Regions from separate parts of the Homo sapiens genome. Here region 2 is linked to region 1. The links are chromatin loops, found by intact Hi-C in ENCODE. Cell type or tissue: Caco-2. All regions are shown on one strand. Each heading gives the region's core, and the rest is flanking DNA. Links, peaks and the distances in the headings are about the cores only. Region 1 has its middle 30 kb from the start of LINC03006. Region 2 has its middle 13 kb from the start of LINC03129.

The links. A loop is a pair of places that touch in the nucleus more often than their neighbours do. Peaks named below come from ENCODE experiments on the same cell type or tissue, not always from the same donor. Only the 100,000 strongest peaks of a DNase experiment are listed, where the experiment ranks them.
Region 2: a loop joins it to region 1, with 5 times the contacts of the local background. A loop is called at or near these places in 1 of 110 quality-filtered maps.

The regions. Positions count from the first base shown.
Region 1 is chr7:65,797,152-65,804,139 of GRCh38, reverse strand. It overlaps the pseudogene GTF2IP5. Among named protein-coding and RNA genes, the nearest start is that of LINC03006, 30 kb to the right of the region's middle. In Caco-2, for the core only: no CTCF peak of the experiment used is centred there; a DNase peak (open chromatin) is centred at 2,969.
Region 2 is chr7:65,849,260-65,856,247 of GRCh38, reverse strand. No RefSeq gene overlaps it. Among named protein-coding and RNA genes, the nearest start is that of LINC03129, 13 kb to the right of the region's middle. In Caco-2, for the core only: no CTCF peak of the experiment used is centred there; no DNase peak of the experiment used is centred there.

The DNA of each region.
Region 1 (6,988 bases), core at 598-5,597:
ACAAGGAGCTCCTTCAGGAAAGGATGGCACCTCGTGTAGAGGAGAGATCTCTGATTGATTAATTAATTAATTAAAGACATTCAGAAATTAAATTAATTAAAGACATTCGGAAATTTAGCTTTATCACAGGCAGCTGTTCACACGTAAAACTAATTTGGTTACCTTCATCTGTATACACATGTAGCTAGTGAATTGACATAACTATTAAACTGGAGAATCAACAGAAACATGCCAAGGACTGGCCCTTACCTTCCACAGTGACCTCAATTTCAGGAACCTTTCCATTACTCTCAGGGCTTCATGGTCTTTTTGGGGACTGCAAAGCTGAAAAATAAGCACAGAATTACTTTAGTATATTGTAGGAAAAAATACAGAAGGAGATGCTTTATAAGAGCAGAGTATTAAAATTTATTCAGTTTGGCTCTTTTCAAAGGAACCTGCAGAATTAAACTTGTAGTGTAATCCTCCACAGGGGGCTCAACAAAGCCATGGAAACATGAATGAAGTGGGATTGCAAATGTGACATTTCCAATATTTTTTTTTTTTTTTAAAAAAGAAGGAAAAAGAGGTCCATTAAATAAAACACCTTAAAAAGCCAAGAAACTAACTGCCAGTTCCACAAAGAGAGTGGCCAGTGATTCTGTGTGATTTAAGGAATGCTGAGAAAGGATGTCTTAACGCAGTGAAATATAATAGGAAGTACAGGTAATCTCTTACCTTTAGTGTTTATTTTATTAGCCATTCCAGGAGGCGAGTAGGAAATAACTAGTTCAGGTCTAGAAAGAAAACCAAGAAATGTTATGGTAGCCAGTACAATGGTGGTCTCACAGCTAGTAAAACAGTCGTGATGTGACCAGTGTTTTTCCCTAAAGGAGTTCGCAGAATCATCCTGTAATGTAACAATAATTTCTATCATTGTGGACAAAAACCCTGACTTTTCCTTCCCATGACTGGCAAGTAATTATATGAAGAGTAAATTACTTCTTTCAAGAAAAAAAAAATTAACACTAGTATACTTTCTTCAGCCACTAAAATTCTACAGAAATGTAGATATAATAAGAAACTCAACCATCACATCAGGCCAGGTGCGGTGTCTCATGCCTGTAATACCAGCACTTTTGGAGGCTGAAGTGGGTGGGTCACCCGAGGTCAGGGGTTCGAGACCAGCCTGACCAACTTGGTGAAACCCTATCTCTACTAAAAACAGAAAAATTAGCTGTCTCTACTAAAAACACAAAAATTAGCCAGGCATGGTGGTGCATGCCTGTAATCCCAGCTACTTGGGAGGCTGAGGCAAGAGAATCGCTTGAACCCAGGAGGCGAAATTTGCAATGAGTCGAGATCACGCCATTGCATTCCAGCCTGGGCAACAAGAGTGAAACTCTGTCTCAAAAAAACAAAAAAGAAAAGAAACTCAATCATTAATATTTAGTTGCTCACAAGATTGACCCAGGAATAACACAGCAGCTAAAACCCAGCAAATTAGACTTCATTCAAGTACTTAGGTGTACTGTGAGCCACCATGGTGCCTCTCAACACCATGGAGGCAGTGGTCACTATTCTTGCACTGACAAAGACAGCTGAGTACAGGATGGGGGACTGCAGGGGCAATGGAGAGTGCCAGGACTGCAGCTCAGAGCCAGGCTTTTCCATCAAGGACTTACAGCCACGCCTGTCACCTCTAGCTAGAAAAACATTTTAGTAGAAATATCATTTTATTGTTTTAATTCCAGAAATGACTACAGTGGCAAATATAACTTACTTTTTTAATATTGTTGTTGTTGTTGTCGAGGCAGAGTCTCACTCTGTCGCCCAGGCTAGAGTACAGTGCTGTGATCTGGGCTCACTGCAGCCTCTGCCTCCCAGATTCAAGCGATTCTCCTGCTTCAGGCTCCCAAGTAGCTGGGATTACAGGCACCAGCCAACATGCCTGGCTAATTTTTAACATTTTTAGTAGATATGTTGGTCAGGCTGGTCTTGAACTCCTGACCTCAGGTGATTCACCTGCCTTGGCCTCCCAAAGTGCTGGGATTACAGGCGTGAGCCACCATACCTGGCCTGGAACTTACTTTTTAACAACAAACTTGGTTTTATTACTCCACAGACGATCCTTTCAAGTCATGGAATTCCAAACCAGGTAGGGCTTGGAAAGGAAATTCTGTCTGGCAAGCCTTCTACATACAGGAACTCGGGGTTTGATTCAAACACAGAATATGGTACTTTTACTGCCTCAGTGAGTCCAAGAGCTTGAGCTGAAAGTGCAGGAGAACATAATTTGTAGAAGATAAAATTTGACACACACATTCTTTTATTTGTATCTGCATTCTCAAGTACATTATGAACAAGTTCCCTACAATCGAGCAATAGTCACTTCATATTGAAGGCATTTTGCTTAGCATATTGGGCAAATCTGAAGAACAAGCCTAAAAGATAAGTACTTTCAGGAGGAATATTTTAACACTTTTCTTTGTTTTTTTTTTCTTTGAGATGGAGTCTTGCTCTCTTGCCTAGGCTAGAGTGCAGTGGTGTGATCTCAGTTCACTGTAATCTCCACCTCCCGGGTTCACGTGATTCTCCTGCCTCAGCCTCCCAAGTAGCTGGGACTACAGTCACACGTCAACACACCCAGCTAATTTTTTGTATTTTTAGTAGAGATGAGGTTTCACCATGTTAGCCAGGATGGTCTCAATCTCCTGACCTCAAGTGATCCATCTGCCTCGGCCTCCCAAAGTGCTGGGATTACAGGCATGAGCCATCGTGCCCGGCCCATGTTAACACTTTCAATCAAAAGGAGAGTTATGTTATCAGTCAAAATGACCTCTGTGTTCTAAGAAGAGATGACCGAAGGCCATTCCATACAGCAGTGGCCCTTAGCAGCCTTTGCATTCTCATCAAGAGGCAGGGTAGCTGTTCAAAGACAGGTGGTATCTATGACGCAACTAAGCAGTACTCAGTAAGTTCAAGTCATCAGACACAGAGTAGTCAGGATTCCTGATAAGGGGCAGGAAACGTCAGCACCAGGTATTGAGATAATGGACAGGAATGTCCGGGAATGCTGCAAGTGCTCCCCACTCCTTACTTCCTTCTCCATGACAGATACACCCAATCAACTGAAACACACTTTCTTGCTAAACCTCCTCAGAATTGTTCAAGACAGCAGTCCAGGAAACTGCTGTCAACAAATCTCAGTATTTTTCACACGTGTGTTAGCCAGATTAGAAGTACAGACGGTGGAATGACACTTATCCCAATGCCTCCCTTCCTCTCCCATTCTGACACATGAGAAAGCTGAATCCAAGAGAAATGAAGTTGTCTGCTTGGTTTCAATAGCAAGTGTAGTAGTAGAAATAAACCAAAGCCCGGTTTCTGGGACCTTCCTTTTTTAGGTCCTGAATTTCTATAATTCATTCAGACATGACCCTTCATTGATATGTTATTAAATTAAAGACATATTGTAGGGGAAGGACTATGAGTCCCTTCATGTCTACATCAAAGAGCAAGACTCTTGTCTCCAGAAAATAAAAAATACAAAAATGTTTTAATTTAAAAAAAAGTGTGATGGTTTTTGGCAATGTTTAAATAGAAGATAAGAGTATCACTTTCAAATAAGCTGACACTTTCTGAACATGTAATAACCAGGGTCACAGAATCACAGAGGCCAGTGAGAACATTAAAAAGTACCCCTGTGAGCCCCAGTGACACATACACCACCAGGAAAATTTCCTGTTCCTGTCGCTCCAACGAATCCACAGCAACATAATATCAGCAAGTAGCACGATCTGCCTCCCCTACCTCCAGGAAGCCACAGGGAAAGTGGAGAGCAAAGGGACCATTCCCTGTGTCACTGATAAGTGAGGCTCAATGGGAAACATGAGGCATGAGGGGCATCCAAAGGTAGGTGACAAGTTCAGTGTCTCCCCTTTGTCTTCCTGCTTCATGTATTATCGGCATCTTCTGCTCTTTTCATGATAAGGAAGGAGGCAGCAACAGCATGTCTACTGTGGAAATGTGGGACTACTCATCGGGCATCATGGAACTTAATGTAGAAGTTTATACAGCCCTGGGAAGCTTTCAGAACCTGGTCTCCTAAGGCTCCTGGTTTTCTAAGGCTCTTGAACAGGCAGTAGACTGTGAACCCCCAGGAGTTCACACTGGTTTTCTAGGGTCTTCACACTGCTAACCGCAGTCATGGCAACTCCCTCATTTCCTTTTTAAACAATTGTTTTCCCAATTATCCCTTTAAAATTGGGCAGTTTAGGCTGGGCATGGTGACTCACACCTATAATCCCAGCACTTTGGGAGGCTGAGGCAGGCAGATCACTTGAGGTCAGGAGTTTGAGACCAGCCTGGCTGACAATGTAAAACCCCATCTGTACTAAAAAATACAATAATTAGCTGTGTGTGGTGGTGGATACCTGTAATCCCAGCTGCTTGGGAAGTTGAGGCATGAGAATCCCTTGAACCCAGGAGGCAGAGGTTGCAGTGAGCGGAGATTGTGCCACTGTACTCCAGCTTGGGCAATAGAGCAAAACTCAATCTAAAAAAAAAAAAAATTGGGTAGTTTAGAGCCTCTGGTATAGCGAGTGTGCACAATGATTCGTGATGATGAGCTATTAAACATCATTAACTAGGCTATGGTGGTTTTTTAAAATCGTGACTGGCTAGGCGAGGTGGCTCATGTCTGCAATCCCAGCACTTTGGGAGGCTGAGGCGGACGGATCACCTGAGGTTGAGAGTTAGAGACCAGTCTGACCAACATGGAGAAACACTGTCTCTAGAAAAAATACAAAATTAGCTGGGTGTGGTGGCGCATGCCTGTAATCCCAGCTACTCAGGAGGCTGAGGCAGGAGAATCACTTGAATCCAGGAGGTGGAGGTTGCGGTGAGCCAAGATTGCGCCATTGCACTCCAGCCTAAGCAACAAGAGTGAAACTCTGTCTTAAAAAAAAAAAAAAAAGAAAAAGAAAAAAAAGAAAAATCAATACCCAGCAGATGGTGAGACATCCATAATGTGACCAGGTGCCAAGGAATGTCCATAAGGATGGAACTGCAGTCAAGTCTCCTGAATTTCCTTCCTTGGGCCCCTTCCCTGGGCCCACCCCCTACCCATATAACCACATCCTCACTTTTCTCCCCTAAACACAAATCGAGGGACACTCAAAGCAAGCATAGTACTCACTTCTTAACCAATCCATCCCTTCTTCCATCCCCAACACATGGAGAGAACTTATGTTAGCCTTGTAAATAAGAAATACTTACCATCCCACAGTTATTTTTCCAGTCTGCCTTTTTTTAACCACTCACCTGGCAGAAACTTATTCTCCTGGCCAGTAGCTATTTGTAAAACTGGTCTGCCTCCCTATTTTCACATCAAAGATACTAATTCTTTAGTAGAAAGGGGAGTATTCTAAATCAGACAATTAGCAGATCACCTAGAATTTCCACCCCCTCCACAGAGGCACACAAACAAGAGAATTAACCCAATTTGCTGTCTATAATAAACAGGATGTTCTACTCACCACTGAGCCCCAGAGGTTGTTACTAGATGACTAATCCCTAGCAGTAATGGCTACAATGGCCCAGTTCCCTATTGTATTACTGTGTGCAGAAATTTGAAAGGCACTCTTCTCCCACCCCCATCTTCCCTAACATACTTTTGCACATCAATCCATTAAGAATCTGAAGTGTAATTTATCTTATTCACTATTATCCTGTTAAATTGCTCTACAGCTGCCATGGGAGTAATTGCGGTGATTAGTGACTCAGACTTCTTGAGCAAAGGGCCTTAAGTAGGTTTCATTATTAAAACTTCCAAAGGTTTTATTATTGAAATAAACCTGAGATAGAGCAGTATGCCTCCATAGGGCAGTCATACTAATGATTCTTAAGTTACGAAGGGATGTCAGACCCATCAACAATGTTGCGCTTGTGAGTATGACTAACTGGGAATTTATCAACGAATAAAACCAACTGGCATTCTAAGAATGAAGAAGAATAATCTCATTTTAAGTAGCATATGAAGTGCTGTGCAACCCTTTAAAAAGCTGCCTTTGGCTGGGCGCGGTGGCTCATGTCTGTAATCCCAGCACTTTGGGAGCCTGAGGCAGGCAGATCACCTGAGGTCAGCAAATAGAGACCATCCTGACTAACACGGTGAAACTCCGTTTCTACTAAAAATACAAAAAATTAGCCAGGTGTGATGGCACATGACTGTAATCCCAGCTACTCGGGAGGCCGAGGCAGGAGAATCACTTGAACCCAGGAGGCGGAGGTTGCAGTGAGCCAAGATCATGCCATTGCACTCCAGCCTGGGCAACAAAAGCAAAACTCCATCTAAAAAAACAAAAACAAAAACAAAAACACCTGCCTTTGGCCAGGCACAGTGGCTCAGGCCTGTAATTCCAGCATTTTGGGAGGCCGAGGCAGGTGGATCATATTTACCTCCTAAATATCTCTCAAAACCTCGCTTCCCCTTCATATTCACTGGCACCTCCTATTCAGCATCTCATCACTCATTCAACAATATTTAATGAGTATGAAGCATAGCTAGGTGTTTTTAAACAGAATAAAAACAGTGTGATCTTTGTTTTCTGGTGGCTCAACATCTAGTTATTTCTTTTTTCTTTTTTTTCCAAGACAGAGTCTTGTTCTGTCACCCAGGCTGCAGTACAGTGGCGCGATCTCGGCTCACTGCAACTTCCGCCTCCTGGATTCAAGCAATTCTTCTACCTCAGCCTCCCAAGGAACTGGGAATACAGGTGTGCACCACCACGCCCAGCTAATTTTTCTATTTTTAGTAGAGATGGGATTTCATCATGTTGGCCAGGCTGGTCTCCATCTCCTGACCTCGTGATCCACATGCCTCAGCCTCCCAAAGTGCTAGGATTGCAGGCGTGAGCCACCGCACCCAGCAAACATCTAGTTATTTCTTATCTGAACTATTCACGTACACTCTTGTCTCTTACCATTCATTCACAGAGTAATACCC
Region 2 (6,988 bases), core at 1,254-6,253, 51 kb before region 1:
CAATGGAGTTTTGCTATGTTGCCCAGGCTGGGTCTTGATCTCCTGGTCTCAAGAATTTCTCCTGCCTTGGCTTCTCAAATTGTTAGGATTACAGGAATGAGTCACTATACCTGGCCACTTTTTTAATGGAGAAGAGTCCAAGAAACACTATTTCTGATAAAAACACCAGCTAAACTCTTTAAATGTTGCTTTTTTACACTCTCAATTTTCTCCCTTTATCTCTTAGCATCAAATTTCATTTAATTCCTCTAGATACAACTTCCCTTCTTTTTTTTTTTCCTGGAGACAGAGTGTCACTCTATCCCCCAGGCTGGAGCGCAGTGGCATGATCTCAGCTCACTGCAACTTCCGCCTCCTGGGTTCAAGTGATTCTCCTGCCTCAAACTCTCCCGAGTAGGTGGGATTACAGGCACCCACCACCGTGCCTGGTTAATTTTTGTATTTTTAGTAGAGACAGCATTTTACCATGTTGGCCAGGCTGGTCTCAAACTCCTGACCTCAAGTGATCCACCTGCCTCAGCCTCCCAAAATGCTGGGATTAGAGGCATGATCAACCGTGCCCAGCAACTTACTCTTGAAGTAAAACAAATACATTCAAAACCAGGAATAACATCGACTGATTGATACTCTGTATAAGACTTCACAACTGGACCAGGAGCGGTGGCTCACACCTGTAATCCCAGCACTTTGGGAGCCTGAGGCAGGCAGATCACCTGAGATCAGGAGCTGAAGACCAGCATGGCCAACACGGTGAAACCCCTTTACTAAAAATACAAAAATTAGCTGGGCATGGTGGCGGGTGCCTGTAGTCCCAGCTACTCGGGAGGCTGAAGAAGGGAGAATCACTTGAACCTGGGAGGTGGAGGTTGCACCACCATGCCCAGTGTCAGAAACAAACTCACCTGTCCAAACACAAAGAATGGACTCAGATACCCAGAGAACAGCGAAAGTAAGACTTTTAACGATGGTCTTGCAGGATTGGGTGTCTGATAGGCAGGCACACTCATAACAGTTTCAACAAGCAATTTATCCTCTTGTGTGCAGGTCCCTCCCGCTTCCTCATACATAGGCTGAGTACTATGGGGTCACAATCTTCCTGGATGTCACCTATTGGTTGTTGGATAGGGGCTTTAGGTGTCTTTTTTGTTTGTTTTTTTAAGATGGAGTCTTGCTCTGTCGCCCAGGTGGGAGTGCAGTGGCGCAATCTCGACTCACTGCAACCTCTGCCTCCCAGGTTCTTGCCATTCTCCTCCCTCAGCCTACTGAGTAGCTTGGATTACATGCGCCCGCCACCACGCCCAGCTATTTTTCTTTGTATTTTTAGTAGATACGGGGTTTCACCGTGTTAGCCAGGATGGTCTTGATCTCCTGACCTCATGATCCACCCGCCTTGGCCTCCCAAAGTGCTGGGATTGCAGGCGTGAGTCACCATGCTGAGCCGTGTATACCCTGTTTCTTCTGTAGTTTGCTGACCTAATCTGATTTAAGGCACTTTGTCTTGGAAATGGACCACTGTATACATTATTTCCTTTACCCAGCTAATTTTAATTTTTTTTTTGTAGAGATGGGGGTCTCACTCTGATGCCCAGGCTTGTCTTGAACTCTTGGCCTCAAGTGATCCTCCTGCCTCAGCTTCCCAAAGTGCTTGGATTACAGGCAGGAGCCACCTGTTCAGCCATCTTTGTTTAAAAAAGATAGTTTAAAGGACTCCAACTAGGAACTAATGCAGTAATCTGGGCCAGATATGATTCTAGCTGGGTTGAAATAATGACCAAGATAAAAAGGAGGAAGACGGGAAAGGCTGGGAGGGGCAAAACCAACAGGACTTGTAAGTAAGCAGATCTGGTGACAAAAGTCAGGGAAAACAAAAGAAGACTCCCAGGTCTCCAGGTGACAAGGCCAGACGTGGTATATGGTAGTGCCAGCAGACGGAGAGGGGAGTGCACACCACCACACAGCTGGCCCACACAACCTGGCTGCAAAAGGCCAGGAATCGCATGCTCTCCAGCTTGCAGCCTGAATTTGGACAACTCACTCACTCTCACTGCCTGTCTTCACAATTTCAAAATGAAGCTAAAAAAAAAAACCCTTCTCTAACTTGTTTTGCTTTTTTCTGAGACGGAGTCTCACTCTATCACCTAGGCTGGAGTACAGTGGTGCGATCTCGGATAACTGCAACCTCTGACCCCAGGGTTCCGGTGATTTTCCTGCCTCAGCCTCCAGAGTATCTGGGATTACAGGCCTGCCACCATGCCCGGCTAATTTTTTTGTATTTTTTTTAGTAAAGACGGGGTTTCACCATGTTGGCCAGGCTGGTCTCTGACTGCTGACCTCAGGTGATCCACCCTCAGCCTCCCAAAGTGTTAGGATTGCAGGTGTGAGCCACTGTGCCCGGCCGGCCTCCAGCTTGTTTTAAGAATCCAGTAACATCACTATGTTTAACAATTGGCTTAGATATTCAGAAGCTGCTGATGTGAATGTTAAATGAATTTTATGAGTAAAGAAATTAGATCAAAGTAAGTGGATTCCATGTAGCCGAGAATGATGTCTTCTGGATGTGCCACCTGGTAACCCCTCCTTCAGTGCACTATGCCCCTTGACAAACACCATGGGGAGCAGGGACAGAGGAGGTGGGTGGGGAGCACAGGGACACAGGCACTGACATCCGACCCTGCCTTGCCCCTGTCCCGTTCATCCCTTTCTATAATACAATCATTTAACAATGGTTCCCCATGTGTAAAATATTTGCTTCATTCAATCACAGAACAGATACTTGATGTTCAAATTTACTGAGGAAGAAACTGTTCACTTGCCAAATAGGAACTTAAAAAAATCAACAACCCTTAATTAGCTGTATCATTGAAGTAAAACCAATGTAAGGGATTTAGTGTTTATCCAAGCAAGCCTGGTTGGCTTCTTGGCTTCCTGTCTTCCCCATTTGTTCCTCCTTCTCAAAGTGTGGATTTCATTTTCAAACTGGAGAAAAGAGGTGTTCAAGGTGGGAGGTGGAGGCAGGAGGATGGCTTTAGATCAGGAGTTCAAGACCAGCCTGGTCAATATAGTGAGACCTTGTCTCCAGAATTTTTTTTTTTTTTTTTTTACTTAGCTGGGTGTGGCTGTATGCTTGTGGTCCCAGGTTCTCAGGAGGCTGAGGCAGGAGGATCACTTGAGCCCAGGAATTTGAAGCTGCAGCAAGCTGTAATCACGTCACTGCACTCCAGCCTGCGTGACAGAGCAAGACCCTGTCTAAAAACAACAACAACAAAAAAGGGCCAGACTCAGTGGCTCACACCTGTAATCCCAGCACTTTGGGAGGCTGAGGCAGGAGGATCTCTTGAGGCCAGGAATTCAAGACCAGCCTGGACAACATAGTGAGACCCTGTCTCTATATTTTTTTTAAAAAAAGAGGTGTTTGGGAACTTCCACTATGTAGACATCCACTGCTGAAGGGCTGTTTTGTGTCATAACCAAGACACATGGCCTGAGACCTGTGATGATTATTTGTATTTGTGCAAACTCCAGAGCAGCCCAAGCTCCTAGACTAAGAGACACTCCACCCTGTTTGTAACAGTCTTGAGCAGACATATGAGGAGACACAGGTCATTGTCTCCAGCATCAAAGGAATGAACCAGGATGTTGATTTTAGAGCCAACACTTTCCCAACAAGCCTCCACAGTGTGACCTCACAGGGCCTCTACTGGCACTGAGTGTCAGAATTAAGGCATCTGAGGCTGGGCCACATTCTAGCCGAGGCCCCACTCAAAACGTGGCCTGGAGTGATCAAAAGATGTTGAAATGACAGCTCCTCACCAGATGTCCTGCTCCAACTCTTGCCCCTCCATGTCCAGTCTCTTGACAAGCAGCTGAAATGTTCTTTTTCGTGTTTTTGTTTTGTTTTTTCTTTGACATGGAGTCTTGCTCTGTCGCCCAGGCTGGAGTGCAGTGGTGTGATCTCTGCTCACTGCAACCTCTGCCTCCCGGGTTCAAGCAATTCTTGTGCCTCAGCCTCCTGAGTAGCTGGGATTACAGGTGCCTGCCACCATGCCCGGCTAATTTTTGTATTTTTTAGTAGAGACGGTTTCACCATGTTGGCCAGGCTGGTCTTGAACTCCTGACCTCAGGTAATCCACCTGCTTCAGCCTTCCAAAGTGCTGGGATTACAGGTGTGAGCCACCGCGCCTGGCCTTTTTTTTTGTTTTTGTTTTTTGATTTTAGAGATAAGGTCTAGCTCTGTTGCTCAGGCTGAGTGCAGTTGGGCAATCATGGCTCGCTGCAGCCTCTATCTCCTGGACTCAAGTGATCCTCCCACCTCAGCCTCTGGAGGAGCTGGGACTATAGGCATGTGCCACCACATCTGGTTAATTTTTTTTTCAAGAAGGAGTTTCACTCTTGTTGTCTAGGCTGGAGTGCAATGGCCTGATATCGGCTCACTGCAAACTCTGCCTCCCGGGTTCAAGTGATTCTTGTGCCTCAGCCTCCTGAGTAGCTGGGATTACAGGTGCCTGCCACCATGCCCAGCTAATTTTTGTATTTTTAGTGGAGATGAGGTTTCACCATGCTGGCCAGGCTGGTCTCAAACTCCTGACCTCAGGTGATCTGCCCCCCTCAGCCTCCCAAAGTGCTGGGAATACAGACATGAGCCACTGCACCTGGTACACCTGGTTTATTTTTTAAAAGTTATTTTTGGCCGGGCGAGGTGGCTTACGCCTGTAATCCCAGCACTTTGGGAGGCCAAGACAGGTGTATCAGACGAGGTCGGGAGTTCCAGACCAGCCTGACCAACATGGAGAAACCCCATCTCTACTAAAAATACAAAATTCGCCAGGTGTGGTGGTGCATGCCTGTAGTACCAGCTATTTGGGAGGCTGAGGCAGGAGAATTGCTTGAACCCAGGAGGCAGAGGCTGGTGAACCGAGATCGTGCCACTGCACTCCAGCCTGGGCAACAAGAGCGAAATTCTGTCTCAAAAAAAAAAAGTTGTTTTTACAGAGACAGGGGTCTCTGTATGTTGCCCACGCTGGTCTGAAACTGCTACCCTCAAGTGATCCTCCCTCTTCAGCCTCCCAAAGTGCTGGAATTACAGGCATAAATCACCATGCCCAGCCTTATTCTTTTTTAATTAGCTCAGTTTCAATTTCCTATTATAAAAATACCATCAAATAGAAAATGTCAATGTTAAGTAGGCTTTCCATGTAAAGGTGGCAAATCACAAAATCTCCCTTCCTTGATACTTATTCATTCATTTTTTTTTTTTGAGATGGAATCTCACTCTGTCACCCAGGCTGGGGTGTAGTGGCACAATCTTGGCCCACTGCAACCTCTGCCTCCCAAATTCAAGTGGTTCTCCTGCCTCAGCCTCCCAAGTAGCTGGGATTACAGGTGTGCACCACCATGCCCAGCTAACTTTTGTATTTTTAGCAGAGACAAGGTTTCACCATGTTGGCCAGGCTGGTCTCGAACTTCTGACCTGAGGTGATTCACCTGCCTTGGCCTCCCAAAGTGCTGGGATTACAGGCATGAGCCACCGCGCCTGACCCCTTGATACTTACTCATTCTAATGACATTTGTTGTGTGCCTACTATGTGCCAAGTACTATATTAGGTTCTGAGAATGAACAAGATGGGACTCCTGCCACAAGGAGCCTCTGTTCTGATTTGCCGTGAGTTTGGGAGGAGGATATGCAGACAAGCAGTTCAATAAATAACAAGCTGATTTTTTAGTGTGGTATCTGCTTTGAGAGAACCAGGCAGGACGAGGCAATGAAAAGGACGATGATTTTCTCTTCACAGGATGAGGGAGGATTTCTCGAGAGATGATGTGCGAGCTGAGGTCTGAAACATGAGAAAAATCCAGCTATGGCAGGAGGTATGGGAAGTCCATTTCGGGCAGGGGAGAGCATGTGCAAAGGTCCTGAAGAGGGAAACCACTTGGCATTCATTTACAGGAGCAGAAAAGAAGCCCAGATGCCTGATGCACACTGAGCAAGAGGAAAGGAATAGAGGGTGGCAGACAGGGTCCGATCATGCTAGGATTGGTTTGGTTTTTAAGAGACATGGTCTCACTCTGTCACCCAGGCTGGAGTGCAGTGGGGCAATCATAGCTCACTGCAGCCTCAACCTCCTGGGTTCAAGAGATCCTGTCACCTCAGCCTCCCAAGTAGCTGGGACTATAGGCCTGAGCCCCACCATGCCTGGCTAAGTTTTTTTATTGTTATTAGAGATGACAGTCTTGCTATGTTGCCTAGGTGGGTCTCAAACTCCTGGACTCAAGTGATCCTCCCATCCTGGCCTATAAAAGCACTGGAATTACAGGTGTGGGACACCACATCTGGCCAAGATTGGGGGTTTAAAAAATGCTTTACTTTTAATTTTTGTGGATACACAGTAGGTGTATATATTTATGGGGTGCATGAGACGTTTTGACACAGCATGTAATGTGTAATAATCACATCAGGGTGAATGGGATGCCCATCACCTCAAGCATTTGTCCTTTCTTTGTTTTACAATCTCCAATTATGCTTTTTTTTTTTTTTTTTTTGAGACAAAGTCCAGCTCTGTCATCGGGGCTGGAGTGCAGTAGCACAATCTTGGCTAACTGCAACCTCTGCCCCCTCAGTTCAAGTGATTCCCCTGCCTCAGCCTCCTGAGTAGCTGGGACTACAGGCGTGCACCACCACGCCCCGCTAATTTTTGTATTTTTAGTAGAGGTGGGGTTTCTCCATGTTGGCCAGGCTGGTCTTGAACTTCTGACCTCAGGTGATCAGCCCCCCTTGGCCTCCCAAAGTGCTGGGATTACAGGCATAAGCCACCACACCTGGCCTATTTAAGCTATTTTTAAATATACAATAAATTATTGTTTACTATAGTCATGCTGTTGTACTGCCAAATACTACATCTTATTCATTCTAACTGTATTTTTGTACCCATTAATCATTCCTGTGCACCCCCTCCAGCCCACTACCCTTCCCAGCCTCTGGTAACCATCATTC